Linked DNA regions of Mus musculus: all the other regions are linked to region 6. A link is a loop called in an ENCODE intact Hi-C map of the cell type or tissue named here. Cell type or tissue: heart. All regions are shown on one strand.

Region 1 (4,000 bases), 240 kb before region 6:
TCAGCCAATGGTGTCTGCCTATTCTAGTCTCCTGCTGACCAGCTTTCTGGTAAAGTGTGGGGATGTTTGGCAAAGACATAGGTCTGAGGAGAGCTGGGATGGTTTTCTCGTGAGGACTCTCTTCTCTTGAGGCTCAGAGTGCAGCTCACAACCCTCCTCCTAAGGTGGATATTCCGCTGGGCACGCTTGGAGCCACAAGGAAGTAGGGTGGTGGGTGGGCCTAGGGAGAGATGCCTCTGTCTGCTCCAAGCACTGAGGGGTCATATGGTATTTTGAAAGTGATTGGTGAAGCCCCTACGCCCTGTTCTTTTACAGTGCCACAGCTCTATTTCTAGGGTGGCTTTTACATCTTGCTTGTCAGTTCCAGTTTTAACAGTCTGCACCACGCTCCCCTTCGAAGCCACAGAGATGAAGAGGCTAGAGAGGCCTGACCTGGGAAACATGTCCCCTAAGACAGACAGACCTGGCCTCTGCTGTTCATCTCCTGGCCTAAGGGGAAGACATCGGCGTCAGTGAGTGCCATCTCCAAGAGGCACTCAGGAAAGACTCCCGCTAGATTTTAATGACCTGCCATGTTTACAGACTTAGAAGATGCCTCAGGGACCTGAGTGGTAAGAAGTGGTTCCACAACTCAACATCAGCAGGGCTGTTGATCTGGGCTTCAGGCTGACATTTGAATCCAAATGTGCTGAGCTGTGGAGCCACAGGGGCTTCTGAAAGTATTTTAGGTTTTTCTTCACGGGTTCGTTCTGAGGCGTTTATTAACTGTGTGTGGAGTGCCCACACTGGCCCTCTCCACAAGCGATGCTGGGGCTGCTCCCCGCTTCTGGGTGGGGTTTACACTAATGTATGAGCTACGCTTTTGGAAGAGCGAGCCTTCCTGTTTTCCCAGAGTCACTTTATTCACTAAAAGGTGTACACAAGAGCGATAAACATCAGAATGAGCCTTTCCTTTGGTCCATGGCTTTAAGACCTTGTAGCTGGGCTTGGGGGTCCAGACCTGTCATTCAGATTAATCAGGTGGCTGAGGCAGGAGGCTTCCTGGGCCTTGGTCATCAGCCAGTCCAGATGGTCGGCGTGCTTCAAGGCAGCTGGGGCTTGAGAAACGACATAGCCATGGTCTTCTGGCACTGTGTGCACACTTAAATATCACGTACCCATGAGTGAAGTGCACTTGGGTCGAACATGGAAAAGCCCATTTTCTCACTCAGTTAGATTCCCATCTTCCATGTGAAGATGTCTTGCTCGTGTGCCCAAGGCATCCCTGGAGTCTGAGCAGGAGGGCCGCGTATGGACTACTGGCAGAGGGGGACAGGGTAAGCATTCTGTGTGGACACTCACAGGGCCCTCATGTGCTAATGATCTAGTCTCACGATAATTCCAGGATGAGGAAACACATAACAGACCAGAAAGGTCGAGCAATTTGTCCAGTGCTGCAAAGCTCATGGTGAGGAGGCGGGGTGGGGTGGGGTGGGGGCTGCTGAGTTATTCTGTGGTATACTTTGTCCTTCTGCTCTCTGACTCTTCCAGAATCCATGCCTGCTCACACTCTGCTCGCTCCGTAGCGGCTGATGTTGTCTATGTATCCTTGCAGTGCTCTCTGCCCACTCTTCACACAGCTGCAAACACATACCGAGGAAGCTGTTCTATATACTGTAGGTGGCAGTACCATGACATTTATCTAACACTAGGGGGAAGACAGACAGACAGACAGACAGACAAACAGACGATTGGGGTCCTGGATCTTGGACTTCAGAGCTGCCCTGTCTAATAGCAGTTCCACTGACTGCTGTCATGGTAACAGTCACCAGCCAGGCAGGTGCTGGCCACCTGGGGTCACTGTGCACCAGCTATTGGTAGAGTCAAGAGCTGCTGAGAGAAGACATGGGGTAAGCTCTGGGTCAGCCATGCCATCCTCAACACTCATGAGGAAAGCGTCAAAGTGGAAGCTGACAGAGGGCTCGGCACCGCTTGCTGCCTCACAGCCCTCAGTAAGTCCATTTCACAGATGAGGAAACTTGAGGCTTTGTGGCTGAGTGACTTGTGCATAATCCAGCTAGAAAGCTCCAGAGCTGTGATTTGGATTCAGATATAGTGTTCAAGAGCACACGAGCCTCCTTAGTCATCTGTGCATGACTCTAAGACACCCCCAGAGATCTGTCTGCCTTCTGTCTCATCTGTCACCTGCCCAGAATAAGCCTTATTGCCTGATACAACATAGGATGCTTCTCTGAGGCTGTCTATGAGGTTCACCCTGAGGGGAGGACTGTGACCCGCAAGAGTTCCCCAGGAACACCACATGGGATGGTCTGTGGACTCTGCACACGGATGTACACCAAACCCCACCATGGTCATGCACACATGTTGTTCTGCAAGCCCCTGTCGGTTCCTGTAAAAACTGATCCACCTTGCTGTACCTACTAGCTGGACATCCATATGATATCTGACCAGAATTCATAGCTCTTGGGGGTCAGCTGGGGCCCATCCTGTACAAGGGAACACTAATTGAGACTCAAGGAACAAGAACTAGCTTGGGACACATGCACACACACACACACACTCTATGATACAGCCCAAGCTGGCCTGGAATTCCTGTCCCAGGCTTCCAACTGCTGATAGCACAGGCATGCTGCCCACACATGGCTGTCAAATCCTTTTGTTGTTCATTCATTTCCCCTGTAACCAATATTGGAACTCATTCTTGCTGAGTCACTCGACTGTGTCGCAGAGAGCGGGACCGTCCTTGGATACTTGAATATGCCTCCCTAGATCTACCCTGCTAGCCATTGCGTATTCTACCCAGATTTTTGAGGAGTGAAGAAGAGGTACTGGGCCACCCCAAAGCTGTTCTCTCTGTTGCGTTTGGTAGGATGAAGCAGAGAGAGGGACGATACAAGCTTTTGTGAACACTGCTCAAGCCTGCACCTGAAGAGAGGGACAGATACACTGTGGCATGCCCAAAGGATCACCTTGCTTCCAAGAGGATGTTGGGGCCCGAGAGTCCTGTCTTTGCTTATTACTGTACCCTTCCCTGAGAGGAAAGGCCACAGCCAGCCACTGGGCAGTGCTCCCTTGGGAGTACTTGCCAGGAGGACACTGCAGTCACCACCTGGACATTATCACAGTGGGGAACTTGTCTGGGTTCCAGGTTCAGCCCAGCTGGGGAAGTACTGCAATAGAAACACCGCAAATAGCAAGACCTGTGACAGGCTGCGGGGGCTGGAGAGGGGAGCCACCCTGAAAAGCTGCTAGGCTTATGTCAGAGGGTGCAGAGAATAGGCCAGACCATTGAGGGGGTGTGGCATACGCTCAGCCTCCTTCAGAACTGGACTTTCCCCTTCAACTGTCTTTTATTTTTCCTTGGTTTATCTCTTTCTAGATCACCTTACCTCCAATTCCCCTGCAGCAGTGTGCATGCATACATGCACACATGCACACATGCACACATGGCCCTTGCACACATTCTTCCTGTTCTGGGTCTGTTCTTATAGACCACATGTGAGTTGCTCTTTCCTCAGAGCAGAGGAAGCTACCACATCATCTTAGCCAGTACCCTAGGCTATGTAAGTTGAGAGCCAGTCTTGGTGGACCAGAGATTTAGAGAGAATGGTTTGGGGATGGCAACCTGTTTTAGTGGAGCAGGAAGAAGAGCTGCAGGGCAAGAAGCAGGGGGCTTCCAAAACTGGGCAGGAGCCATAACCCAGCAGTAGCATGCTGGCCTAGAATCCTCCACCTAGGGGCTCGGCTGTAGCACAGAGGTTGAGCTCCTGCCTAGAATCCCCCAGTGAGGGACTGGGGTGTGGCTCAGTGGTTAGAGTCCCTGCCTAGAATCCCCCAGTGAGGGGCTGGGGGTGTGGCTCAGGGGTAGAGCCCCTGCCTAGAATCCCCCAGTGAGGGACTGGGGTGTGGCTCAGTGGTTAGAGTCCCTGCCTAGAATCCCCCAGTGAGGGGCTGGGAGCGTGGCTCAGTGGTTAGAGTCCCTGCCTAGAATCCCCCAGGG
Region 2 (4,000 bases), 160 kb before region 6:
GGGCTGGAGTAGCTATAGGTCTCGTCCAAGGAGCACTGTAGACTACTGCAGGTGGAGGTGTGCAGATACCTTGTTACATATGTGGACAGTTTAGTCGGTTCTTCTGGTTTTCAGCAAGCCAGTCAATTTCACACCCCTTGAAGCTATGGCTGATAAAGTTCTCTGTCCCCTGGAGCTACTAGGATAGAGTGTCATGGTAAGTCACTGTTTCAATTCAAGCCAGGCATGGTGGGTTAAGCCTTTAGTCTCAGTACTGGGAGGCAGAAGAAGGTGGATCATTGTGAGTTCAAGGATAGCCTGGTTACAAAGTAATGAGTTTCAGGAGAGCCAGACCCTATCTCAAACAAACAAACAAACAAACAAACAACAACACAACACAAACAAAGCCAAGCTTAGCCTGCCTCATGACACACGTCAGCCATCTTAATTGTCAGGAGGCCAAGGCAGGAGGATTGCTAGTTCAAGACCTGCCTGGGCTACAGAATGAACTTAAGATAAGGCTGGGAAACTTACTGAGACCCTATATGACATGAAAAAAGAAAAAATATTAGGCTGGTCGTTGTGGTACATGCCTTTAAAACCCAGCTTTTGGGAAGAAGAGGCAGATGGATCTCTGTGAGTTCAAAGTCAGCCTGGTTTACACAGTGAGTTTTAATATACCCAGAACTATGTGAGAGACGTCATCTTTAAGAAATGAGGTAGGGATGCCTGACCTAAAGCTGTACTACAGAAGGACACATGCGCCACTATGTTCATAGCAGCCTTTTTATAATAGCTAGAAGCTGGAAAGAACCCAGATGTCCCTCAACAGAGGAATGGATACAGGAAATGTGGTACATTTACACAATGGAGTACTACTCAGCTATTAAAAAGAATGAATTTATGAAATTCCTAGGCAAATGGATGGACCTGGAGGGTATCATCCTGAGTGAGGTAACCCAATCACAAAAGAACTCACATGATATGTACTCACTGATAAGTGGATATTAGCCCAGAAACTTAGAATACCCAAGATACAAGATACAAGTTGCAAAACACATGAAACTCAAGAAGAACGAAGACCAAAGTGTGGACACTTTGCCCCTTCTTAGAATTGGGAACAAAATACCCATGGAAGGAGTTACAGAGACAAAGTTTGGAGCTGAGATGAAAGGATGGACCATCTAGAGACTGCCACACCCAGGGATCCATCCCATAATCAGTCTCCAAATGCTGACACCGTTGCATACGCCAGCAAGATTTTGCTGAAAGGACCCTGATATAGCTGTCTCTTGTGAAGCTATGCCGGTGCCTGGCAAACACAGAAGTGGATGCTCACAGTCAGCTATTGGATGGAACACAGGGTCCCCAGTGGAGGAGCTAGAGAGTATCCAACAAGCTAAAGGGATCTGCAACCCTATATGTGGAACAACAATATGAACTAACCAGTACCCCCGGAGCTCGTGTCTCTAGCCGCATATGTAGCAGAAGACGGCCTAGTCGGCCATCATTGGGAAGAGAGACCCCCCTTGGTCTTGCAAACTTTATATGCCCCAGTACAGGGGAATGCCAGGGCCAAGAAGTGGGAGTGGGTGGGTAGGGCAGTGTGTGTGTGGGGGGGGTATAGGGGACTTCTGGATAGCATTTGAAATGTAAATGAAGAAAATACCTAATTAAAAAATTGGAAATGAAAAGCAAAACAAAATAAAACAAAACAAAAAAAAAAAAAAAGAAAAAAGAAGGAAATGGGGTAGGGAGTTTTGGTTATAACTTAGAGGTAGAGCACCTGCCTAGAATCCCCCAGTAAGGAGCCAGGGGTGTGTTTCAGTGATAGAGAATCCCCCAGTGAAGGGCTGGGGGCGTGGCTCAGTGGTAGAGCCCCTGCCTAGAATCCCCCAGGGAGGGTCTGGGGTGTGGCTCAGTGGTAGAGTACAAGCCGAGAATCCTTTAGGCTACTGGCTGTCATTTAACTCCTAAGACTGGCCTAGAGATGGACAGGGATACCCTGCTTAAAGTGCCATCTGGGACTCCTGTCACCCAGAGGTGTGAGCCCCTTTCCTTTGGGTGGAACTGATTCACTGAGATCTGCCATATGCCCGTGGCATTCATCCTTCTCTAGCACCAGGGAATCTCAATGCTGGCTACATTTGGGCTCCATGCCAGGCTCTGCCTTAACAGATCTCCCAACAGTTCTAATTAGCAGCTATTTCTGCTTTATTATCTTTTCATCGTAGAGGCCAGCAGAGGCTCAGAAAGGTGAAGCAACAGGTGGAAGGATGCATAGCCAGCAGGTGGCAGAGTGGCTGCCTCTCTAGGCCAGAGCTCTTTGTCACCTCTGAGGCCTTTGGACCAAGTAGACACTGGTGAAAGAGGCTGCTGGCATTTCTAGGGAAGCTCACGTGGCTCCCTTCAGAGGGAGGTGGCTACCACAGGGATGCTGGGGCCTCCCTATTCTAAGATGGGATGAGGATGAGATTACCAGCTGGACTTTGTCCTCCTGCTTTAGAGGAGCCGCCTGGGTGACCCAGCCTCCCCAGCAGACAGGAAGAGGAGGACCTAAGGTAGGACTGTGGCTCTGTCCATAGTCTTCAAGGCAGAAGGATATAGTCGAGTTCACTCAGTGGAGATGCGAGACCCAAATCCCCCTCACCAGAGTGGTCCAGGATGTTCTATCTTGCCAAGATAGAACAGGACACATAGCTGGCCAGGATAGAGAGGCTGAGAGTAGGGTCTGAAGCTCAGACAGGCTGGGGTGTCCTCACTCTCTGAGGGCAGTTTCCCTTGGTGAACAAGCAGGGTACACATCAGATTCCGACCTGGCCAGCTGCACAGTCCTGCCTTCTGCTAGCCGCGGTGTCCTCAGGAGCACCGCTGTCCAGACTGTGTGGGATGCTTCTGACGAGGCAAGAAGATGAAGCTGTTCAGGTGCAGCCGAGCGACTGGACTCAGTGGTATCTGAGCTCAAATCCCACGGATCAGCACACTCTCCAGCTTCCTTGGCCAGTGGGTCATTTGTATGGTGTTGCAAAGTTGTGATCTCTTTAGACACACTGGGAACGGACACAGCCGCAAACAGGGAAATGGCAGGGAACTCACTCTTCTTCTTCTTCTTTTTTTAAAAATGTGTTTATTGATCTACATATGTGTACATGTATGTGTATTTGTTGAAGGCAGGCTAGAAAAGCCTTGTTCTTATGTTTTGTTTTTGGTTTTGTTTTTAAACAGAGTCTCTTCATTAGCGTAGACTTTGCCCAGGAGTATAGGCTGGCTGGCCAGAGAGCATCACAGATCCCCATCTCCACCGATCCAGCACCAAAATTAGAAGTGCCCACCACCATACCCAGCTTTTTACATGCACACTAGGTTCTGAGTTCATGAGCTTTTGCCCCAGCCTGTTTATTTTTATTTTTTTGACACAGGATCTCACTAAATTGCCTACATTGACTTTAAACTTGCCATCCTCCTGCCTCAGTTTCTAATCTGAGGACCGGGTTGATATGCCCAAATTCATTTTCTTTCTTTTATACTTCTTCCTTTGAACTCTCACCACATATCCATTTTTGGCTTCACTGAAGATTCCTGTCTCCTTTGTTCCCTATCCTAAGGCAAGGTCTCTAGGCCCATAGGAAGCTACCCCATGCCCATTCAAGCTATGTGTGGGTGCCTCTTATAAGAAAGAGTTTGCCCTCACCTTACCAGCCCTGTAACAGTGTGACCAGCCTGGTATCACTCTCAAGTGCCAGTCCACCAAGCCAAGGGCACAACCACAGACAATAGCCTCCCTAGCCTTCCAAGTACTTTGTGTGGGGGCCTGCCTGGTTGGATTCCTTTGGTCCAGGGGTGCAGCCCAGAGGCAAGGGACATTCTAGGGGCAGGGAGCAGCCTTGGTCCAGGAAGTGCAAGTCAGACACAGAATGCAATTAGGGAAGAAGATGCATCCAAGAAGCAGTGAGTTGCAGCTTTCTATCAATGTCTGCAGCTTCCTTTCTTCCAGCTTCTGAGATCCTAGCACTAGCAGAGG
Region 3 (4,000 bases), 230 kb before region 6:
AGACAGGTCGCTTCTCACAACCAGATTTCCTTAATGGAGTTGTCTCTACTGACAGGGGTCACCCTCACAGAATGGGCCTCCTATGCCAACTGTGGCCTCTACTACAGACGGGGATCTGTTGTGTAGTCTGAGTCTCCCCACCGCTGACTGGACTCTCTTCCATAGACCATGGTCTTTTCTGCTGTCTGGAGTCTCCCAGCTGGTTGGTCTTTTGCGCTACTCACCTATTGGGAGCCCGGATCACCTTCTCCCTATCTGGTCTCCTCGCTTTCAGTAGCACCTGCCAAGGGATGCAGAGAACAGCAAGCTCTCGCCCTGGCCACACGGGTCTCAGATGACCTGGTCGGCAGGTGGATCATCTGTTGACTCTTTCAAGCCCAGGCTGGCACTTTGAAACAGCCTGGGAGCCACTGAGTAGTTTTGCAGCCACAGGAACAAAGCACGTGTCCAGTGCTTCGTGCCAGCTAGCTGTTACCACAGCTGCAGCTGTACCTTCCCAGCCACCGCACTGGAGCTGGGTCTGGCAGCCATTATGGTCCGGCTGCTGAGGCCCTGTGACAGGTTTGAAGTCTATAATGTACTTGGAGGCTGTCCTCTACCCTGGTTACTGGTGACAGCCAGAGAGGGCAGCTGGGTTAGGAACACCATGAGATCTCTGGCATCTCATTAGATGTAGATGCCCCTGCCTGCTGTGACCACAGGGTGACACTTTGCTGCAGCAACTATAATTGTGGTGACCACAGGGCCTGGGGCTTGCAGGCCATCATTTCTCTTGAATTGGTAACGGGTACACCTGTCACGGGCTGCAGAAGGCAAGCAAGCTTCCAGCGCCCTGCTCACGGGAGCTCAGATCAGCCACTGGGGAGTTTGGATGATGGTGATGGAGTTTGGATCTGTCTGGTCCTTGGGAAGGGGGAGGGAGGGGGGAATGAGTCTTAGTGAGAGGTGGCCAGGACAAGTGTGCCCCTTCAGGAGGACTGTCCTGTTTTATAGCTAAAGATCTGGTACAGAGCCAGAATCAGCTTTGTCCCAGTCGTTAGCCAGCTGATAGAGAAGCCAGAGGCACTTGAACCCGACTTTAGCCTGAGGCGCTGTGGTGTCCGGTGCACTTGGCTGGCACCGGCAGCCCCAGGGTTTACTTTCTCTCTTTTGGCCCGGAATGGCTGCCAAGCCCCACCCCCACCCCCCACATCTCCAGGCAGCCTCATCAGAACTCAGCCAGCTGGTTCCTTTCTTTCCTCCAAGACTGATGTCCTGGAAGAAAGATTCTTAGGAGGTGACCTCTATCGGTCCCTAGAGGCTGGCTTGCTGGTGGCCTCCCACCTTGCTGACCACGTGGGACCTCCCCCGGCCCCCCCCCCCCCCCGCTTGGCTCTGTACATGGTCTGTGGTGAGAGGGAGCAATGAGATTTCCAGCCCCAGTAGGGCTCCAGTGTGTGGGATGCTGGACTCGGTACCTTTGACACTGCCACCATCTCTGGTGGACCAAATGTTAGATAGAGTCCAGATACTGCTTCTGGGGCTTTCTGAGTCAAGATGCCATGTGGCTCAAACTACCATTCATAAAATATGGGACCAGTGATGGGGCCCGTGGTGTTTTTGATGAATGAATGAATGAATGAATGAGTGAGTGAATGATGACTGGAAAGGCACGCCCTCTTTGGTTTCTACCATTGTTTTGCTAGTGAGTTTACATGGTGGGAAATATGAATGTTCAGGACATTCATCCAACACAGTGCCTGGCACACATCAGGCTCCCTGAACAGATCTCCAGGGTTGGGTACGGGTTGGGTAGGGCTCCCTCTGGTGGTTGAACTTGAATTTCCACCTGCTTTTCCCTTTCCTACACTGGAGCCTGCAGGGCTGACTTGAGTCAAGGGCTCTACCTCTGAGCCACACCCCAGCCCCTCACTGGGGGATTCTAGGCAGGGGCTCTACTACTGAGCCACGCCCCCAGCCCCTCACTGGGGGATTCTAGTCAGGGGCTCTACAACTGAGCCACACCCCAGCCCCTCACTGGGGGATTCTAGGCAGGGGCTCTACCACTGAGCCACACCCCCAGCCCTTCACTGGGGGATTCTAGGCAGGGGCTCTACCATTGAGCCACACCCCCAGCCCCTCACTGGGGGACCTGGGTAAGCATGCTACTGTTGCACTATCTCCTCAGCTCTCTTTTTATTTTGAATTTTGAGATAGACTCTCTAAGTTGCCCAGGGAGACCATAAACTCACTCTGTGCCTCAGGCTGGCCTGAACTTACAGTCCATCTGCCTCTGTCTCTTGAGCCGCTTTATAACCAAACCCTTTCTTTCTTGGTTGCTTTGGATTTGTTTTGTTCTTGCCGTCGCTCCCCAAGGCTACCGACTCCAGGTCTTTCCTATTACACACTGTAGATGTCCTTCCATGTGCAGATTCTCTTGTGCCTCACACGCTTGACAAAGTCTTACTTTAGCTGGGAGGTGGTAGCATAATGCCTCTAAATCTATGAGTTCAAGGCCGTCCTGGTCACAGAGTAAGTTCCAGGACAGCCAGGACTACCTGGAGAAGTTCTATCTTATCCCCTGTTCCCCAAACGTTGCCTTTTATTTTTTCGTTTGGTTTCTAGTTATTTTCATGTCACCTAGATTCTCTTCCTCCCCCCTTCTCTTCCTCCTAGTTTTTGACTTATTGAGATGCGGTCTCATTTTGTAGCCCAGGATGTCCCAAAAATCACGATATACCCAGGACTAGCTTTGCTCTCACCACAATCTTCCTACTTCAGACTTACAGATGAGCATCACCAGGCCCAGTTTTGGTGCCTCCTCCCTGACCCTGTGCTGTTTAGAAGTGCCAGCACTTCCAGAATGCTGGGTTTTTCCCAGGCTTCTAATTTCCATTTTACCTCGGCGGTGACCTAACGGTGCCCACGGCATGCTTTGCTGCCCGAGTTTACTCAGGTGTGTTTTATGGCCCGGGATGTGGCCTTGACTGTTTCATGGGAGCTGCCTGCCCCTCTGCTGTGTGAAGATATACTCCATAAATGTCTATTAGCTGATTGGCAGGCAGCACGGCCCTACTCACCTGTGTCCTCCTCAGCTCCTGGCAGGCCTTAGCTGGTTTTTCCAGTATTATCAACCACCACAGGGCACTGCTTGTCTGTATTTCTGTCAGATTTCACTTAGCAGTCCAGTGTGTGTGTGTGTGTGCACAAATGTACACACACACAAGTGCACACACACAAATGCACACACACAAGTGCGCGCGCGTACACACACACACACACACACACACACACACACACGCAGAGGCCAAAAGACAACTTCAGATGTTGTTCCTCAGGCTGTCCACCTTGAGTTTTGAGACAGGGTCTCTCAGTGGACTGGAACTCACAAGTAGGTATAGAAGAGCTGGCCAGAGAGTTTCACAGATCTGGCTGTTTCTGCCTCCCTACCACTGGGCATGCTCCACCAAACCCAGATTTTTTTTATTTATTTTTTAATATTGGAAGATTGATTCTGGGTTTGAACTTAGGCAAAGCATCTCTTTGGAAGGTCGTTGTTGCAGCCAAGACAGGTATCATATTCTGAGTGCATCATGGGAATCTCTCATAATGAAGTCAGAGCCCTCATGAGCCAATCACCTCTGTGACAAGCTTTTCTAGGCAAACATTGAATCCACACCATAAATGAGTGTTTTAAGTTATCATGACTATATTAGCACCACGACAGAAGCAAGCTCCCTTGCTCCTGAGGATAAAGGTTACTGGTTTAAAGTTCGTCTTCAGCCTCCTCAATGTGCCTGTGCAAATTCAGAAGGTCAGATGGGCTGGGTCATTTGTGGATATTGTGACCATTCATAGCTAGCATGTAGACTGGTGATTCTGAGTGGAAGCCACATTGACAAAGAAGTATATCCAACCCCCCACCTCCTAAAGCCTAGATCCACAGTGGACACTCAGGCCCGTGTCTCTTACAACCCCATTAATGCATCTCCACCCTGAATCTTGGAACTTCACAGTCTGG
Region 4 (4,000 bases), 98 kb before region 6:
CCCTACCAGGCATTTTTATGTGGGTTCTGGGGATCGAACTCAGATCCTTCTAGCTCAGCAAGCACTTTACCAACTGAGCTGCTTCCTCTGTGAAGGTTTTTTTGTGAAGCTTTCACGTAAGAGCTTCTGAGGGTGCAGATTTGCCTGTTTCATAGACGAGAAAACCGTGCTAGGTAGATGCAAGAAGTATGGTAGACTCATGTAGACTAAGATTTCTCTGTGAAGAAGCCGGCGCCCTGCGTGGGGTCTGAGGAGCAGAGCTGGGCTGAACAAGAGGCCCCTGTGATCACATGCCTCTTTCCACTGGGCATCTGCAGCCCCACAGGCAATGAATCTTCTCAGCCCAGGCCTGTGCCTTTCAGGACTAATTCAAAACAAAGCGCCAAACCGTAAGGTGAACTTGTTTAATTTAAATAATGAGCAGCCTGATGTAGGGTCAAGGTGCTAACAATTCTGTCAGCAGCCTATTTGGCCTTGGGGACTTTGTCCTTATGTTTTTGATGCTTCTGTTTACCTAGGGCCCAGGGTGATTGCCAGACTTCTCTCACACATCTACTGTGGAAACTGCTTGAAGGGTCTGGGGAGATGGCTCCATCAGTAGAGTACATGCCACACAGACATGTGGACATGAGTTTGGATCCCTAAAACCTATGTAAAAATCGAGTTTGGATGTGCATGCCTGCAATTCCAGTACTGGAGCACAGAGCAGAGACAAGACAATTCATCGAGAAATATGGAAGTGACCCTACACTGACCTCTGGCATTCACACACACACACACACACACACACACACACACACACACACACACAAACACAGTGGGAAGAGGGAGGGAAAGAGAGAGAGAGAGAGGGAGAGGGAGAGGGAGAGGGAGAGGGAGAGGGAGAGGGAGGAAGAGAGAGAGAGGCAGGGGAGAGAGAGAGAGAGAGAGAGAGAGAGAGAGAGAGAGAGAGAGAGGGAGAGGGTCTTGGATGGCTAGGGGGTGTGGTGGATAGCTCAGTGGTGGAGCTCTTGACTAGCATGCATAAGAACTCTGTTTAGAGCATATCTGACACCCAAGGACAGCTCCCTAAGTATGTGAGCGTGGTACTTAACTTACAGGCTTGCTTTAAAGTAGGCTCTTTCTGGGTCCTGGAGTGTCTCACAGGTATGTCTGCACATGTGTGCCTTATGTCTGCACTTCTTCCATGGCTCTGGCAACCCCTTGAATGGATAGACAACAGCAGGTGGGAATGGCCCAAAAGTGCCAGCCCAGAGCTGAGACCATCCTGGCACTGGGTACCACATACCTCTGTGGATTTGGTGGAGGCATCCTGCATGCTGAAGCTTCCCCCTCTTGGACATCAGGCATTCGTATACTCTTAGAGACATCCTGTGTTCCCATGAGGATGGTCCTGGAAATCTGCAAACACTTCACATCACTGAATAGGGCTCTGAGCCCAGCCTGTATGCACTCAGAGCAAAAGCTTGGCTGGAAGGGAAAACTGCAGGCCTTCAGAGAGGGACTGATACAGAACTCATGTCCTGTTCTCTCATCAGTGTCTCCTGCATCTTCCCTGTGTTCCTTTCCCACACTGAGGGATAGCAGGGGAGAACATGGTTCTAGCAGCACCATCCTAAGCCAGCCTGGGCCTTGCTTTCCATATGCAGGGTAGGGTCAGCCGAGCAAGAAGGGACAGCCAATCTTTGTCTCATGGCCATACAAAAGCTGTTGACTCTTGAGGAGACTTGCAAGGGACTCTGCTGAGCAGCCCGGCCCTGGTTTTACAGGCCAATCTCAGCTTCTCTGCCTTCCAAGCCTACCATGATCTGCCCCAGGAAGTTCTCTACAAACTCCGTTCGACCCTTGAACATCCCACGAGTGTGGCACAAGAACCAGAGTACTCCATGACCACAGAATCTAAGGCACAAAGACACAGAGCTCCTTGCCCAAGGTCCCTTTATAATGTCCCTATTCTGGGCAGCTGGGACCTTGGACAGACCCTGAGTTCTTGGCTTAGGGTCTCTCAGCAACAGTAATAATAGTTTCTCCCTGGCTTGGATGTAGACCACGTAGTGGCTGGGGTCTTTCCTATACAGACCAGTGCTTTGTGGTGACCATGTTGGCTTTCCTAGGCTGTTATAAGCAGGACTACAAGTGACAGGAACTAAGCCTCTTTCATTGGAGTATGAACATCTCACTAAAGTGTCCTGGGATTGGTTCCCTCTGAGGCGCTAGGGAAAAATCCCTACCTCCCAATCCATTAGGGTTTTCTTTTTCAATTCCTTCTTTCCCTGTGCAAATGTTTCTCACAGAATCCTAGATGCTATGACTTAATGGCTCTTCTGGAAGTTTCTTCATGCTCCCACGGGAGCACCAAAGGCTCTGGGGCTTTGAGATTTCTGTCCTCATAGGCGTGGCTTCCAGGAGGTTCAGGGTGGAGAACAGCTCTTGGGACTATTCTGGGATTACCACAAATGTCACCTTCCTGTGAGCAAGGACTTGTCTCCAGACATGGCTAGGTGATGTCATCACAAATTAAAAGGGCTCTGCTGGGCTTGGTTAGAGGCGTGGCCTCAGTGTCTTCTGGGTTGTGGTATGGCCACTGAAGACTGGAGACCCCAGGTTGGTCACCTTCTACCGGGCTCTGGATACTAAGTTTGCTCGGAGGATCTGGACCCCGAGTCTGGGAAAATCAGAAATTCTAGGCAAGAGGCTTGTTTGTTTACTTTGGATGTGATTCCGAGTCCAGTTAAATAACCAATCTGGTCATCTCTCCTGGGAGGCCCCAGGGGCCACCCCTCAGAGGACAAGAGGGATGGAGGGCAACGTGCTTTCCTCAGGAACAGGCCAAGCCTAGGTGACTCAAGCTTTTAACTTGTCAAAGCCATTATTGGGAGACCCACTTCCTTCTGAGTGATGTTAGGAGACCAGGAGACCTGTCCCCTCCCTTGCAGGATAACGAAGAAGCATGGATGGGCAGCTAGGCTCGAAGCTTGGAAATTTCACTCAACAGCTGGGTCCCCCAAAGCTAGGTTTTCTTCCCAAGAGGGAGAGGAAGGATTGGGGTGGGGGGAGGAGAGAATAGCTTAAATTGACAGATGCATGAGGTCTGGGAAGATGACTTGGTGGGTAAAGTGCTAGCACCCATATAAAAGTCTGGGTGTCAGGGCATGGCTTTGTAGTCTCATGCTTGGGAGACTGGGAGATTTCTGAGAGTCCCGACCAGCTTACAGGTGAGCTCCAGGTTCGCTGAGAGATCCTGTCTCAGAAACAATGAGAAATGGAGTAAGACACTTGAAGTCGACAACTGCCTTCCATACATGCAGGCACATGTGCAGCACCCACACAAAGAGGTATGCATACATGCACACACCAATGAATGCATAAATAATCTTCAAAAATGAGCAGGTTGATAGCTGGCATAAACTGTCTCATGTTCACATTTAAAAGCTAAAAAGAAACAGGTGATGCTAAGCTTAGACATATATTTATTGAATTGAATATACTATGCTGCCATTTGCAGTTAAAAATTAAAAATAATTCATTCTTAAAAACATAATCTTTGGTATTTGTACCACTGAGCCACACACCCACCCCCTCACTAGGAGATTTTCTGCAGATGCTCCCTCCCACTGAGACACACACACACACACACACACACACACACACACACAGCCCCTCACTGGGGGATTCTAGGCAGGAGCTCTACCACTGAGCCACGCCCCCAGCCCTTCACTGGAGGATTCTAGGCAGGGGCTCTACCACTGAGCCACACCCCAGCCCCTCACTGGGAGATTCTAGGCAGGGGCTCTACCACTGAGTCACGCCCCCAGCCCCTCACTGGAGGATTCTAGGCAGGGGCTCTACCACTGAGCCACACCCCAGCCCCTCACTGGGAGATTCTAGGCAGGGGCTCTACTAGCCACACCCCAGCCTGTCATTGCCCCCAGTAGTGCTATACTGCTAAGCATCCCAGTTTGGGAAATACTTGTACATACTAAGTTCTCAAAAAAATTAT
Region 5 (4,000 bases), 330 kb before region 6:
TGTAGGTCTGTGGGTGTGCAAGCGTGCAGGTACACACGTGTAGAGGACAATCTGCAAGAGTCAGTTCTTTCCCTTAACCACACGGCTCCTGGGAGCACACTCAGCACATTGGCCAGGCTTGATGGCCACTGCCCTCACTTGCCAAGTCACCTCACTGGCCCTTGAATCACTTGAATTTATTAATTATTTGTTTTTCGATTCGAGGTTTCTCTGTGTAGCCCTGGCTGTCCTGGAACTCACTCTGTAGACCATGCTGGTCTCACACTCAGAGCTCTGCCTCTGCCTCCCGAGGGCTGGGATTACAGGCCACCACCAGTCACTTATTATCGGCTCAGAGTGCTACAGGATAGGCCAGGCCACACAAGGCAAGCAGACCATGTGAATTACAGACAGTTCACCTGTAATCCCAGCACTTCAAGGGCAGGCTCTGTTAAACAGGGAGTTCTAGGACAGCCTGACCTACAGAAAACCACCCCAATGGAAAAACCAATCAACTAACAAAAAACCCATCAGGGGCTTGGAGAGAAGACTCACTGAGATGGTAGAGAACTTTCAGAATCGAGATCAACCCAGCACTCATGGACGCGCTGGGTGTGGTGGTGTACATCTGCATTCCCGGTGCCAGGCCAGGAAGAGACCCACGGTGGACAGCATGTGAGGAGTGACTTCCGATGCTGCCTTTGTTAGGGCTACGTGGCTTACATATCCTAAATCACAGTCTGCTTCGGGAGGCAACGGGGAGGCAGGGGCTGATGCATGGAGAGGCCATGGAGGATGCTGCTCACTGGCTTGCTCAGCCTGCCTTCGTTTAGAACCCAGGGCCGCCAGCCCAGGGCTGTTCCCAACCACAGTGTACTGGCCCTTCCACATCAACCCTAGATCAAGAAAATGTCCTACAGGCTCGTCTGCTTACAGCTGGATTTTCTCAATTGTGGTTTTCTCCTCTTGGGAGAATCTTAGCTCGTGTCAAGCTGACATAAAACTAGCCAGGACAGATATTCAGAAGTTAATTCTGGCACTCATGAACAAACACGAACGAACACACACACACACACACACACACTACAAAGAAAAAAAAAAGAACCCTTTGCTCTACTAAAATAAAATTTGAAGTGTAGGCAGTTCTCCAGGGGTTCAGTGGAGAGAAGCGCAGGGAATGATGGGAGCTGTAAGGGCTATGACAGGGAATTTTGTTTTGTTTTGAAAGTAGGAAAAGCTGGGCAAAGCCCTATCCTAGTGAGCACTAGAAGCTGAGGCAGGAGATTCATAGTTCAGTCTGCCTGGATTACAGAGGAAGTTCAAAGCCAGCTGAGGACTCTTACTGAGATCCTGTCTCCAAATTAAAAGTGGAATCAGTTAGGAACACAGATTAGCCACAGAACACTTGCTTAACATCCCCCAGGGAGAGGACTGGGCCTGTGGCTCCATGGTAGCCCCTGCCTAGAACCTTCTAGTAAAGGGCCTGGAGCTGTGGCTCAAATGCAGAACACTTACCTGGCATGTAATGGGACAAGCCTGGGAGATAAACCACATTTAGATGCATATATAAGGCTTCACGGGACACGAGAATGAGGGAGGCGTGAACCAGTGAATGGTTCACAGGCCTGTAAGTGGCCTGAGCAGGGCTCTCGTGATCAACAAGAGGGCATCACCTTTGCTGAGGAGGTGAAAGGGATGGGAGGGTAGGTGGTGCCAGTGAAGGAGGTGCTGATGGGGACAAGCAGTGTGGCTGCATGCCCTGGGCTGAGGGCCTGGTGAGTTATGACTGTACTGCCACCAAGTGGCTGCCTCTGTGACACTTTGCAGGGAAGCAGAAGGGCTTCTGGAAGTGGGCCTTCTCATGGTGTAATAAATACAAGAAAACAGCGGGCAGCAGGATGATGGCAGGGGCTGACTAGATAGGGTACCAGTGGGAGACGGTGGGGGATCTTGGGGAGGGCATCCATGTCAGGAGGGAAGGGATCACAACACAAGGGGAGGGCTTTGCCTGCAGCTTTGCTGTTCTAGAACAGAAATACTGCATTTTCTCTAAAGTTCAGATCATCTTAACCATTTCTGCTTTAATTTGGTCAGTCGAGTACCTCAGATCCTACCCACTGTAGAGTGCAACATGTGAGAGTTAGGTAACGACCCCTGTTGTCAGCAGGGGGCGCTCACACACCGTGAGCGGATGGCAGGCAGAGGAGCCGTGCAGAAGCCTCACCTTTCCATGGCTCAGTCGCCTGGCTCACTTCACTGCTTAGAGCAACGCAGGCCTGGCCTGCCACTCTCAGCCACTTCACCTGTGTGTGGTAAGAGCTGAGCCCAGGGCTATCCCTCATCCTAAGCTTGGAATTTTGTGAAGAGCATTCAACAGAAACTGACTTCGGAGACCATTTACCCAATATCTGATGGAGAATTTCTGTGGCACTAATCTTAATAATACGTGCTACACTGTGTGTGCAGTTGCAGCAGACATAATGCATATGTGTGTTCATGTGCTTTTTTTTGAAGGCCAGGAATTGATACCAGGCATCTTTCATTATCATTCTCCACCGTGTATACACACTCATACACACACACAATTTTCTATGTTTGTGTCTGTTTGTCTATTCAGAGTCCAGAAGAGAGCATCAGATTCTCAGGAGTTGTGAGCCACCAGACATGGGTACTAGAAACTGAACTTGGGTCCTCTGCAAGAGCAGAAGGGCTCTGAAGCACTGGGCCATCTCTCCATCCATCCAGCACCTTCTATATTGACACAGGGTCTATCCCGAAGTCAGAGCTTACTGACTGTCAGTGAACCCTGTCTCTGCTCTGTCAATGCTGGTCACCCATGTGGCCAGGCCTGTTCTGTTTTTGTTTTTTGCTTCTTTACATGGATGCTGGGATCCAAACTCAGGTATGGCTGGCATGTCATCTCCCCATATACCTGTGACCTGGTATATCCCTAGTCTCTTTTGAGTTGCTTTTGTCAGGGTATTTTATCACAACAGTAGGATAAGAAACTAAGACAGTTTGTAGACCAGATCCCAGATCTTTCAAGGAGATGTGAGAACCAGAGCAAGAGACTTGGGCCCTGCCCTGATCTGGCCCCACAGACTTCAGCCCTTTAGAGCTTTCTGTGCTGATTGAATGACGCAGTTCTGTAAGGTCCCATGATACACACATGGACAAACAACTGGGGTGGTCACAGCTGTCCTTACCTGCTTGGCCGATAAGATGTCACTGCTGATGAGTGCCCACAGGCAGGATATAGCAGCCGTCCGGATGGCTGCAGCTGTCCTCCCTGCATGCCACTGCAGGTTGGGGGCTAGGATGTCATTTATTACCATATCCAAATAGCCACGGAACTGTCTGGAACAAGAGGGCAAGTGAGGAAGGACAAACAGACTACTCTGAAGGACATGCTTCAGTTTGGGAATGGAACTGGACCTGACCCTGTGCCTCTGCACAAGGTGGTTTCAGGGGGCTCTGTGCTCAAGGGCTGCACCAACCATGATAATCTATGTGGGTCATATGGCACCTCCGTCACCACCCATTGAACCTGCCATCTGTGCCATTAAAACAAAGGAAGCAAGAAATAAGGGTTGGGTGTGGTGGTGCACACATCTTTAATCCCAGCACTAGAGAGGTAGAGGCAGGAGGATCTCTGTGAGTTTTAAGGCCAGCCTGTCTACAGAGTGAGTTTCAGGACAGCCAGGGCTACCAGAGAAACCATGTCTCAAAAAACCAACAAAACCAAAAAAGAAGTAACACGGGGCTGAGACGGCCTGGTGCTCAAGAGCACTTGCAGCTCGCTCTTCTAGAGGACCCGTGTTTGGTTCACAACCCCGTGACTACAGCTCCAGGGCCATGCAATGTCCTCTAAGAGCCTCTTCAGGTACCTGCACACACACAAAACATCTTCTTTTATTAACAAGAACTCTCATACAGAAGATGTCCAGCAGGTCTTGCTAATGTGAGGCTACCTGAAGGGGAACTGTCTGTCATGCCCTCTCTAACAAACTGCTCAGGGCTT
Region 6 (4,000 bases):
TGGAGTAGTGGCTGGGGAGCCTGGCAGGATGCCAAGGAAGGGCTTGCAGGTGTTCTGGCCCTGCCGTGCTGTTCTAGACAGCCCGAGTGAGCGAGCGAGCGAGCGAGCGGCTGCCTTCTGGCGACTCACTACTCAGCTGCTCACACAGACTTCACGATCATCTCCCATATCCGGCTTCAGGCTAAATCATTCTCACTACAGTGTGAGTGGCTGTGGATGGCTTTCCACGGTACCTCTCAGCCTCTCCGTTGGCATCACTTTAAGTGTTGTCCCTTTCTCCCCTCCCCCTCCACTCATCTGTGGACGTGACCTGAAGCAGCTCTTCTCGGGTTCAAAGTTCCTTCAGTATTTCTGTTTTCAAGGAAATTCTACATTCAGTGTCAGAGTACATTTGCGTGTTAGCATCAGACAGCATGGAAGTGGCTTCCCTCAGAGGGACCTGGTTTACTCTAGGGCCGTGTGTCTCATCCTATGGGTTACAACCCCTCTGGGGGTTGAACAAGGGTCAGATCATCAAAAAGCACGAATATTTCCACTGAGATTCATAACAGCAGCAAAGCTGCAGTTATTAAATAGCAACAACAATAATTTTATGGTTGGAGGGTCACCACAACATGAGGTACTGTACTAAAGGGTTGCAACGTTAGGAAGGTTGAGAACCACAAGTCTAGGGACAGATCCGTTCTGCTTTTCCAAACCCTGTGGCTCTCTTAGAGATGCCGTAGTGCACTACATCAGCAGGAGAGGCAGGGACTCAGGGACCCTTCGCTCTCTCCCAGGCCCTCAGGTCCCAGTTAGTAGGGAGTGCCTCAAGGCAAGCAGAGAGTGAGTCCAGAGGCTGCTCTGAGCTCCAACCTGGGTCAGAGACCCTAAGTGAGCTTCAGAGAGGCACAATAAGATGTAAGGGTAAATAAAGAGAGGTAAAGAAGCTGGCGGCAAGGGTCTGAGCCTGCCATTCACAGCCTCCATACTCCCCTGGGCAAGCCCTTCTAGAAAGCAAGGGAAGTTATGGGATGAGGTCTTTAGAAACTTTGCAAGGTCAAAGATACACCTGACCATGGATCCCACTGTGATTCTCTGTGTGAGAATGGAACAGATCAAACTCTCCTTCCTGGGCCAGAACCCAGTGGGTTATGTGTCAGTGTCCATAAGGTCTTTGGGAGGTCATCTGGCCTTGGGGTCAGAGTTCCTAGGCCAAGTGTCAAGGGGCGCTAACTTTACGGTGAATACTCACTTTGCCTACAGTAGCCACACTTTCAGGTTGGAAACTCGGGTGGATATTACAAGCTTTGACCCTATTGGCGTTTCATGAGAGGCTATCTCATCCCACTCAAAGGCTATCTGCCATGTTCCTTCCGGATCTCCACTACCTGTGTTCCCACAAGACTGTTTGTTTGCCCTAACTCCCAGGCTTGCTGAAAGAGGCCTTATGAGTAAAGCAGGCGGGCTTGTGGGTCCACCCTGGTGTGAAGAGCCATTCCTCCTCCCCCTCCCCTCCACTATCATCTCATCCTTACTGACCCCAGATCGGGCGGGTGGCTTAGGATGTATGTCCCAAGGGGCTTGTTTTGTAAGAGTGGCCTTGCCATTGCAGCTGGAGCTGCCTGGGCCTGGTTTATGGGTAGCCCTCTGCTGCCACCTGGTGTCCATTGTCTGCCACGCACCCTTTCTACTGGACTTTGGCGTTGCAGATGTGCGCATGCTCCTGGCTGTTGCACGAGGAGTCCCTGGGGTGGGGTTACATGTGTTAAGTGTGTGTGTGTGTGTGTGTGTGTGTGTGTGTGTGTGTGTGTGTGTGTGTGTGTGTGTGTGTATTTTGAGGAGGATATTGGCACCCCTAAAGTCCTGCTGGTACTGGGCCTGACATCCACTCATGAACAGTGCTTTTTAACTGGGCACACCGCAAATTGGCAGAAGCAGCGCTGCACCTGGAGGTTCCAACCCCTTGATAGCAATGGGGGAAAGTGAGTCCCCACGCCTCCTCCTCTGTCCGTGGCCGTGGCCTTAGTGACTTTTTCGGTGGTCTGGCCCCCCATGGAGCGCATCAGTTCCGCTGAGAGCTGTAAAGGATGGAGGCCTGCTTGTGGGTGGAGTTGCATTCTCCTGGGGAGGAAGCCAGTGCAGAAAGTGTGCAGTAATGAATGCCCTCGCTCGAATCCTATGATTTAAGGCCACAGCGCTTCCTCACTGGGAAGTATAGTTCAAAAGAAATTACAGGGTGTGGGACTTGGGATGCTCTTCTGTGATCCTCCGAGAAAGGAGGATGGGGAGTTTCAGGCCAGCCTGAGCTACATAGTGTGACCCAGTCTTAAGAAAAATAACAAACAAACAAACAAACAAACAAATAACAAACAGAGGTTGGTGTTGTAGCTCAGTTGGTAATGTATCTTACTTAGCATGCAGGAGGCCCCGGAGCCTGGAGTCTGAGCACTGGGATTGTGGAAACAGGAGAATAAGAAGCTCAAGGCAAGAAGCTCAAGGCTATCTCCAGCTACTTAGCAAGTTTGAAGGCATCCTGGGCTACATATGAGCCAATCTCAAACAAAACAAAACAAACAATCAAAACAAAGACAAAAAGCAGATCAGTATCTGGGGAGAGGGGGGCAGGAATACAAATTTCTGTGAGGCTAAACTGGTCTGTATAGCAAGTTCTAGGCCAGACAGAGCTATATAGTGAGACCCCGTCTTTTAAAAAGTTAATCAGTTAAAAATTAAGTGAGAAGACACAAGATGCCTTTGCTGCCCTGCATGTTGGGTGACTTGAAGATCAGGCAACATCAAGGCCCTGGAGTCGGAACCCTCAGCCTTGGCATAGAACAGAGAGAAGGAGAGAGAAGAGGTGAACGCCCGGGACCTAGAGGGGAAGAGCTGCAGAAATGGGCTTTTATTTTAAGCACCTGGTGAGAAATTTTTATTAAGGGGAAGGCATGGGGCATGACCAAGTTCAAAGGTCCCCTGGCAGCAAGAAGGTTGGTGGGAGGGGGGAACACGTAACAGGTGCATGGCCTTGATGCACTCTGGGGTGAAAGGCTCAGGAGAAGCTGGAAGTGGCTTTAGAGTTCACCATAAAGGCTGGGGATTTGCAGGGAGTGGGAGCCAATGAGGCTCAGGGCCAACTGCCAGGTTTGAGCTGGAATCACCCACAGGTGTGATGGGATCCCGGCCAGGACGCTGTTTAAATGGCCCTGTTTTTGAGCTTGGTGTTACATTCTTCACATTATCTCAGTTACTGAGCATAAAAACCCAGGGCAAGGCGGCCCTTATCTGCTCTGGTGGCACGCTACCAGCTGTGTGAGTAAGGCTTTATTGCCCCTGTTCAAGGCACAAGGAAGCTGGCTGGGAGGTGACAGGGTTGCTGTTTTGGCAGCAGCCAAGGGCAACAGCAGTGACTTCATCTCAGGTCACACAGCACAAGTGTCGGGTGTGCGCAGTTTCAGTATTCAGATGCAACTCCCTTGATGGACGCTCACCAATTTCAAAGCATACAGTCCCACGGTGTTCGGTGTATTGATGGTGCTACACAGCCATTCCCACAACATTCACACAGCTTCTCTCCCCCAAAGAAACTAAGGGGCTAAGCAGGTAGCCCAGTCAGAAAAGCATCCTGCATAAACACAAGGACCTGAGTTCAGGTCCCAGGATATGTGTAAAGGCTTGCATGGTGGCACATGCTTGGGATCCCAGCTCAGGGAAGCAGAGGAAGGAAGATGTGGAGCTGCTCTGTGCAGCCAGCCAGCTCAGCTCAATCAGTGAGCTCTAAATTCAGTGAAAGACCCTGTCTCAAAAACTAAGGTGGTCAGTATCCTGACCACACACATGCTCGCGCACGCGCACACGCACGCACGCGCACACGCACTCACACAAACACACACGTGCATACACATGCATACACAGGAAACCATGTACCTTTTAGCAGTTACCCAGCTCCTGATGGCCACTGAGCCTATGGCTTTTAGCTCTCTGGCTACATCACATATATAGCCTACCCAGTGTGTGGACT
Region 7 (4,000 bases), 480 kb before region 6:
AGGGATGTTTTAAAAGCCCTTGCTCCCACATTCCAGTCTCCCATCACCTGCATCCGACCCTCTGTGGGAGGAAATCTCCAAACCCTGCTCTCCTGCCCCAGCCCCAGCCCCAGCCCCAGCCCCAGCCCCAGCCCCAGCCCCAGCCCCAGCCCCAGCCCCATCTCTGAGAAAGAGTGAAGGCAGTTAGAGGCTAGCTGAAATAAATGAAACTATGTCTCAAAACGAGTAAATAGGCAAAACCAAATGCATTTTGGGCCAGCCTAGACTACATGAGAGCAAGGTTTAAAACAAAATACATCATTCTGTATGCTAATTGAAAGGGATTTTTAAAAAAAATCAAATCCTGTTGGTCATGATGACTGTGACCCAGCAAGGCCACTCCTGAGGGAATCAGTCTGGTGGGGGGTGGAGTGGGAGCGGGCAATCTTCACTACAAGGGATAGGGGATCCTGCTCCCAAGCATACAGGGTTGTACCTGGGGCATTGGACAGCAAGATCCATTCAGCATACTGCTTCCAGGACCCCATGGCTTTAGGCCCTGAGGCCCCAGTTGACTAAGGGTGCGGCTCCAGTGGTATATGCCACCCTCGGAGGGTGGAGACATCAACACTAGGTCTCCAGCAGAGGCTGGGCCTTCAGCAGGTACCGAGCTAACTTCTGGAGAGACTAGGCATGCGTATGGGCCTACTGATCTGGACAAAGAGAAGGGAAAACAGAGGCAGAGGAGGCCCCCTGGGAGGTGGGTCAAGGCTACCTAAGCCATGAGACACCTGTGTGCAGCGCCCGAACTGACCAGCTCTTCCAGAAGTACATCTCGGCATCCTCTGGCCAGGGGTGTTCATCACCAGACCTGGGCTACCATCCCCCCAGGTAGTCCCAACTCTTTTGCCTTCCTCTCTCTTGGCTTGCAGGTACCACCTGGATGTCCGTCCCTGTGGCAAGAGCTCCAGACAAGCGTCTCAGGACAGGGTGAGAAGAGGCAAAAGAACAGGACACTGAGGGCAGAGGCTGCAGCCTGCTGCCCCAGTCCTACCTGCAAGAGCAACTGCAAGAAAGCCAAGCCGGAGTTGGCTGTTCGGTCCCCAATGGGGAGACTACATGGCTGCTGTCAAGACGCCACTAGGGTAGTTCTTCTTGGTCCATGCAGTCTTCTTCAGCCATTCCTCCAGTGTCACTGGCAGTTTGGCCATTCTTGGCTGGCAGACACAGCCCTGATCTTTGTGCATCTTTCCCCAGTGGCCTTCCACCTCTATCTGTGCCCACATGTCTCCTTTGAATGAGGCCTCCAGCCAGATTCCACCCCTGTGATGACCCTGTTTCCAAACACAGCCGCATCTGCAGGCACCTGGGTTAGGTGCCCCAATATTTCTTTTGGAGGGTGCAATTTATCTTGTGGCATTCAACAACTGGTCCAGGCACTGCTGTGGGGTTGCTCTGCAGTTCTGGGGTTCCACACTGACTTGGGGAATTTGAGTTCTTGGGCTATCTCTTCCCCTAGGGTTCATGGCCAGCCTTCTCACTACTGATTCTTGCCCCTCCCCACCAGAGAAGATGTCCACAATCAGATGTCTGCTGTGGGGTCTTTCAGTAGCCTGGCCTTGTCTTCATCTCCCTCAGAAACCTCGGTTTCTCTATCCTGGCCCGAGATTTGGGTTCCATCCAACTGTCCTTCGCCCTGGGTAGGCCACAGAGTCTCTCTATCCAGTAACTACTGTCTCTTGTGGGACATTGATGATAAAGCCGTCATCATACTGACTTCCTGTCCCATTATGTGTAGCTGAGGGAGGTCACAGCTCCCAGGAGCACCTGAGCCATGACACTAAACATTCATATCCAACAAGGGTACCTGGAAAGCAGATGCGTTAAAGGGTCCCCACCATTCCAACATCTGGGAGTCTAGGGTTGAGCCAGACTAGGGTACCCATCTCAGACTGGGGAACCCACTTTTTTGTTTGTTTGTTTTTTCAAGACAGGGTTTCACTGTGTAGCCCTGGCTGTCCTGGAACTCACTCTGTAGACCAGGCTGGCCTCAAACTCAGAAATCTGCCTGCCTCTGCCTCCCAAGTGCTGGAATTAAAGGCGTGCGCCACCACGGGCACATACTTTTAATCCCAGTACTCAGGCTGAGAGTTTGAGGTCATCCTGAGCCTGGTCTCAGAGCAAGCTCCAGGAAAGGCAGGGCTACACAGAGAACACCTGTCTCGAAAAATCAATCAATCAATCAATAACAAACAAGCAAATAAGAAGCCAAGCCACTGGGACTGGAGAGATGCCTCAGCCGCTCTCCTGCAGGGGATCCAGTTTCAGTTTCCAGCTCCCATATGAGCTCATAGCTGTCTGCAATTCTAGCTGCAGAGCATATGACACCCTCTTCTGGTATGTGCAAGCACCAGGCGTGCATGAGGTACACATATAAACATATAGACAAGACCCTCTTATACTCATATAAATTTTTACATCTTAAAAAAGAAAGTCGGGGCTGGAGAGATGGCTCAGCGGTTAAGAACGCTGACTGTTCTTCTGAAGGTCCTGAGTTCAAATCCCAGCAACCACATGGTGGCTCACAACCACCTGTAATGAGATCTGACGCCATCGTCTGGTGTGTCTGAGGACAGCTACAGTGTACTTACACACAATAATAAATAAATCTTAAAAAAAAAAAAAAAGTCAAGCCAAGAAGCTGGAAAGATGGCTGTCAGTAAAGTTCCTGTTGTGCTAGCATGAAGACCTGAACTTGGATCCTCAACACTCATGGAAACCTTGGCTCTATAAGTCTAACACTGAGGAGGAAGAACTAGAGCATCCCTGGGGCAAGCTGGCTAGCCAGCCTGGCTGAACTGGTCAGCTCCAGGGTTCAGTGAGAGACCCTGTCTCCCCAAATAAGGAACGAAGTGATAGAGGAAGTTACCCAACATCAACCTCTGGCCTCTACATACATGTGCACTGCACACACAATGCACATGTATACATGCTTACACCACACACACAATGAATCAAACAAGAAGCAGATGTTTCACCCCCCCCCCCTCGAGCTTTCTTCATGGCCCATATCAGTTCTTGCGTTGTGACCTTAGAAACAAACCCTGTCAGGGGACCATCAGCTTGTGATAATGAGAAAGGAAACTGTTGGGAGACAGGGCTCGCCTCTGCCTTCCTCAGAGCAAGGACAGCTGCCAGCACGGCTGGGTCGCACGATGGGACTTCTGGGTCCTTGCACAATTCCTTACTCAGGGTTTCACAGCACAAGCAGGCAGTGGAGAGGGGAGGCAGGGGGCTGTCACTGGTCCTTAGAGACCAGCTACTAGGCTGGAGTGGCCATCCTGACTTTCAACAGCTCTGGGCTCAGTTCCCAGCCTCTGAGCCTCTGGTGGCAGCTGCTTGAAGACCTACTGTGTGTAAGTTCCTGCACTCACTGGGTGCTGCAGGAGGCACTCAGCCGTCTGAGGCACTTCCTACCCAGTGTGGCCATATGCTCTGAGGAGGCAGACGCCTGGCCTCTGGTTAGATGCCCAACCCAGGCCTGGGAAGTGCTAGGGTATTGGGGCTGGGGTCTACAGCCGAGACCTGGACAGCAGAGGAGAGGACTGGAAGGGCAGAGAAGAGGAAAGCTCAGATGGGTGAATCATCTTTGCTGGCAGCAACACAGGCCTGAGACGGCAGGGTGCAGGCTCAGGCCTTGCTGCCTTTGAGCTGTCCTTGATAGGCCTCGGTCTGGCCCCAGGAAGGAGCTTCCTCACTGACAATTTGTTCTCTTTAGGGAGATGGGGTCTGTGTCTCTTTGTCTCTCGGGTTTGCTGTCACTCTAGTTCTGTCATGCATACGTGTGCCTCAGTTTCCCTGACTATAAAATGGGGGTTGAATAAGAAAGCATAGGTGGCACTCCATGCTTGTTATTTGAGCACTCAAGAGACGGTGGCAGGATTGCTGCAAGTCTGAGACTGACTGGATTACTAGAGACCTGGGACACAACTACTACCATTAGTCTATTTTTGTCTTGATT

What was found. A loop is a pair of places that touch in the nucleus more often than their neighbours do. Peaks named below come from ENCODE experiments on the same cell type or tissue, not always from the same donor. Only the 100,000 strongest peaks of a DNase experiment are listed, where the experiment ranks them.
Region 1: it touches region 6 in a loop (6-fold over the local background); 38 of 42 quality-filtered maps call a loop at or near these places.
Region 2: it touches region 6 in a loop (3-fold over the local background); 26 of 42 quality-filtered maps call a loop at or near these places.
Region 3: a loop joins it to region 6, with 4 times the contacts of the local background. A loop is called at or near these places in 37 of 42 quality-filtered maps.
Region 4: it touches region 6 in a loop (2.1-fold over the local background); 4 of 42 quality-filtered maps call a loop at or near these places.
Region 5: a loop joins it to region 6, with 9 times the contacts of the local background. A loop is called at or near these places in 36 of 42 quality-filtered maps.
Region 7: it touches region 6 in a loop (13-fold over the local background); 2 of 42 quality-filtered maps call a loop at or near these places.

The regions. Positions count from the first base shown.
Region 1 is chr5:139,083,164-139,087,163 of GRCm38, reverse strand. The region is part of intron 4 of Prkar1b (protein kinase, cAMP dependent regulatory, type I beta); the gene reads left to right. Among named protein-coding and RNA genes, the nearest start is that of Prkar1b, 45 kb to the left of the region's middle. In heart, a CTCF peak has its summit at 1,827 (motif pointing right); DNase peaks (open chromatin) are centred at 1,843, 2,643 and 3,133; H3K27ac peaks cover 1,733 bases.
Region 2 is chr5:139,005,716-139,009,715 of GRCm38, reverse strand. No RefSeq gene overlaps it. Among named protein-coding and RNA genes, the nearest start is that of Pdgfa, 13 kb to the right of the region's middle. In heart, a CTCF peak has its summit at 2,256 (motif pointing right); no DNase peak of the experiment used is centred here; H3K27me3 peaks cover 397 bases.
Region 3 is chr5:139,073,141-139,077,140 of GRCm38, reverse strand. All of the region lies in intron 4 of Prkar1b (protein kinase, cAMP dependent regulatory, type I beta), which reads left to right. Among named protein-coding and RNA genes, the nearest start is that of Prkar1b, 55 kb to the left of the region's middle. In heart, a CTCF peak has its summit at 1,809 (motif pointing left); a DNase peak (open chromatin) is centred at 1,820.
Region 4 is chr5:138,943,553-138,947,552 of GRCm38, reverse strand. It overlaps Gm38726 (a long non-coding RNA gene), which reads right to left. Exons shown (of 3, transcript XR_868640.1): 3 at 2,390-3,241. Among named protein-coding and RNA genes, the nearest start is that of Gm38726, 11 kb to the right of the region's middle. In heart, no CTCF peak of the experiment used is centred here; DNase peaks (open chromatin) are centred at 2,312 and 2,802; H3K27ac peaks cover 1,220 bases.
Region 5 is chr5:139,177,251-139,181,250 of GRCm38, reverse strand. It overlaps Dnaaf5 (dynein, axonemal assembly factor 5), which reads right to left. Exons shown (of 13, transcript NM_001081265.2): 10 at 3,186-3,336. Among named protein-coding and RNA genes, the nearest start is that of Sun1, 21 kb to the left of the region's middle. In heart, CTCF peaks have their summits at 1,904 and 2,113 (motif pointing right); DNase peaks (open chromatin) are centred at 1,700 and 2,150.
Region 6 is chr5:138,845,914-138,849,913 of GRCm38, reverse strand. No RefSeq gene overlaps it. Among named protein-coding and RNA genes, the nearest start is that of Gm30206, 23 kb to the right of the region's middle. In heart, a CTCF peak has its summit at 1,635 (motif pointing left); a DNase peak (open chromatin) is centred at 1,643; H3K4me3 peaks cover 242 bases; H3K27ac peaks cover 268 bases; H3K27me3 peaks cover 1,140 bases.
Region 7 is chr5:139,326,845-139,330,844 of GRCm38, reverse strand. No RefSeq gene overlaps it. Among named protein-coding and RNA genes, the nearest start is that of Adap1, 3.4 kb to the right of the region's middle. In heart, no CTCF peak of the experiment used is centred here; no DNase peak of the experiment used is centred here; H3K27me3 peaks cover 3,249 bases.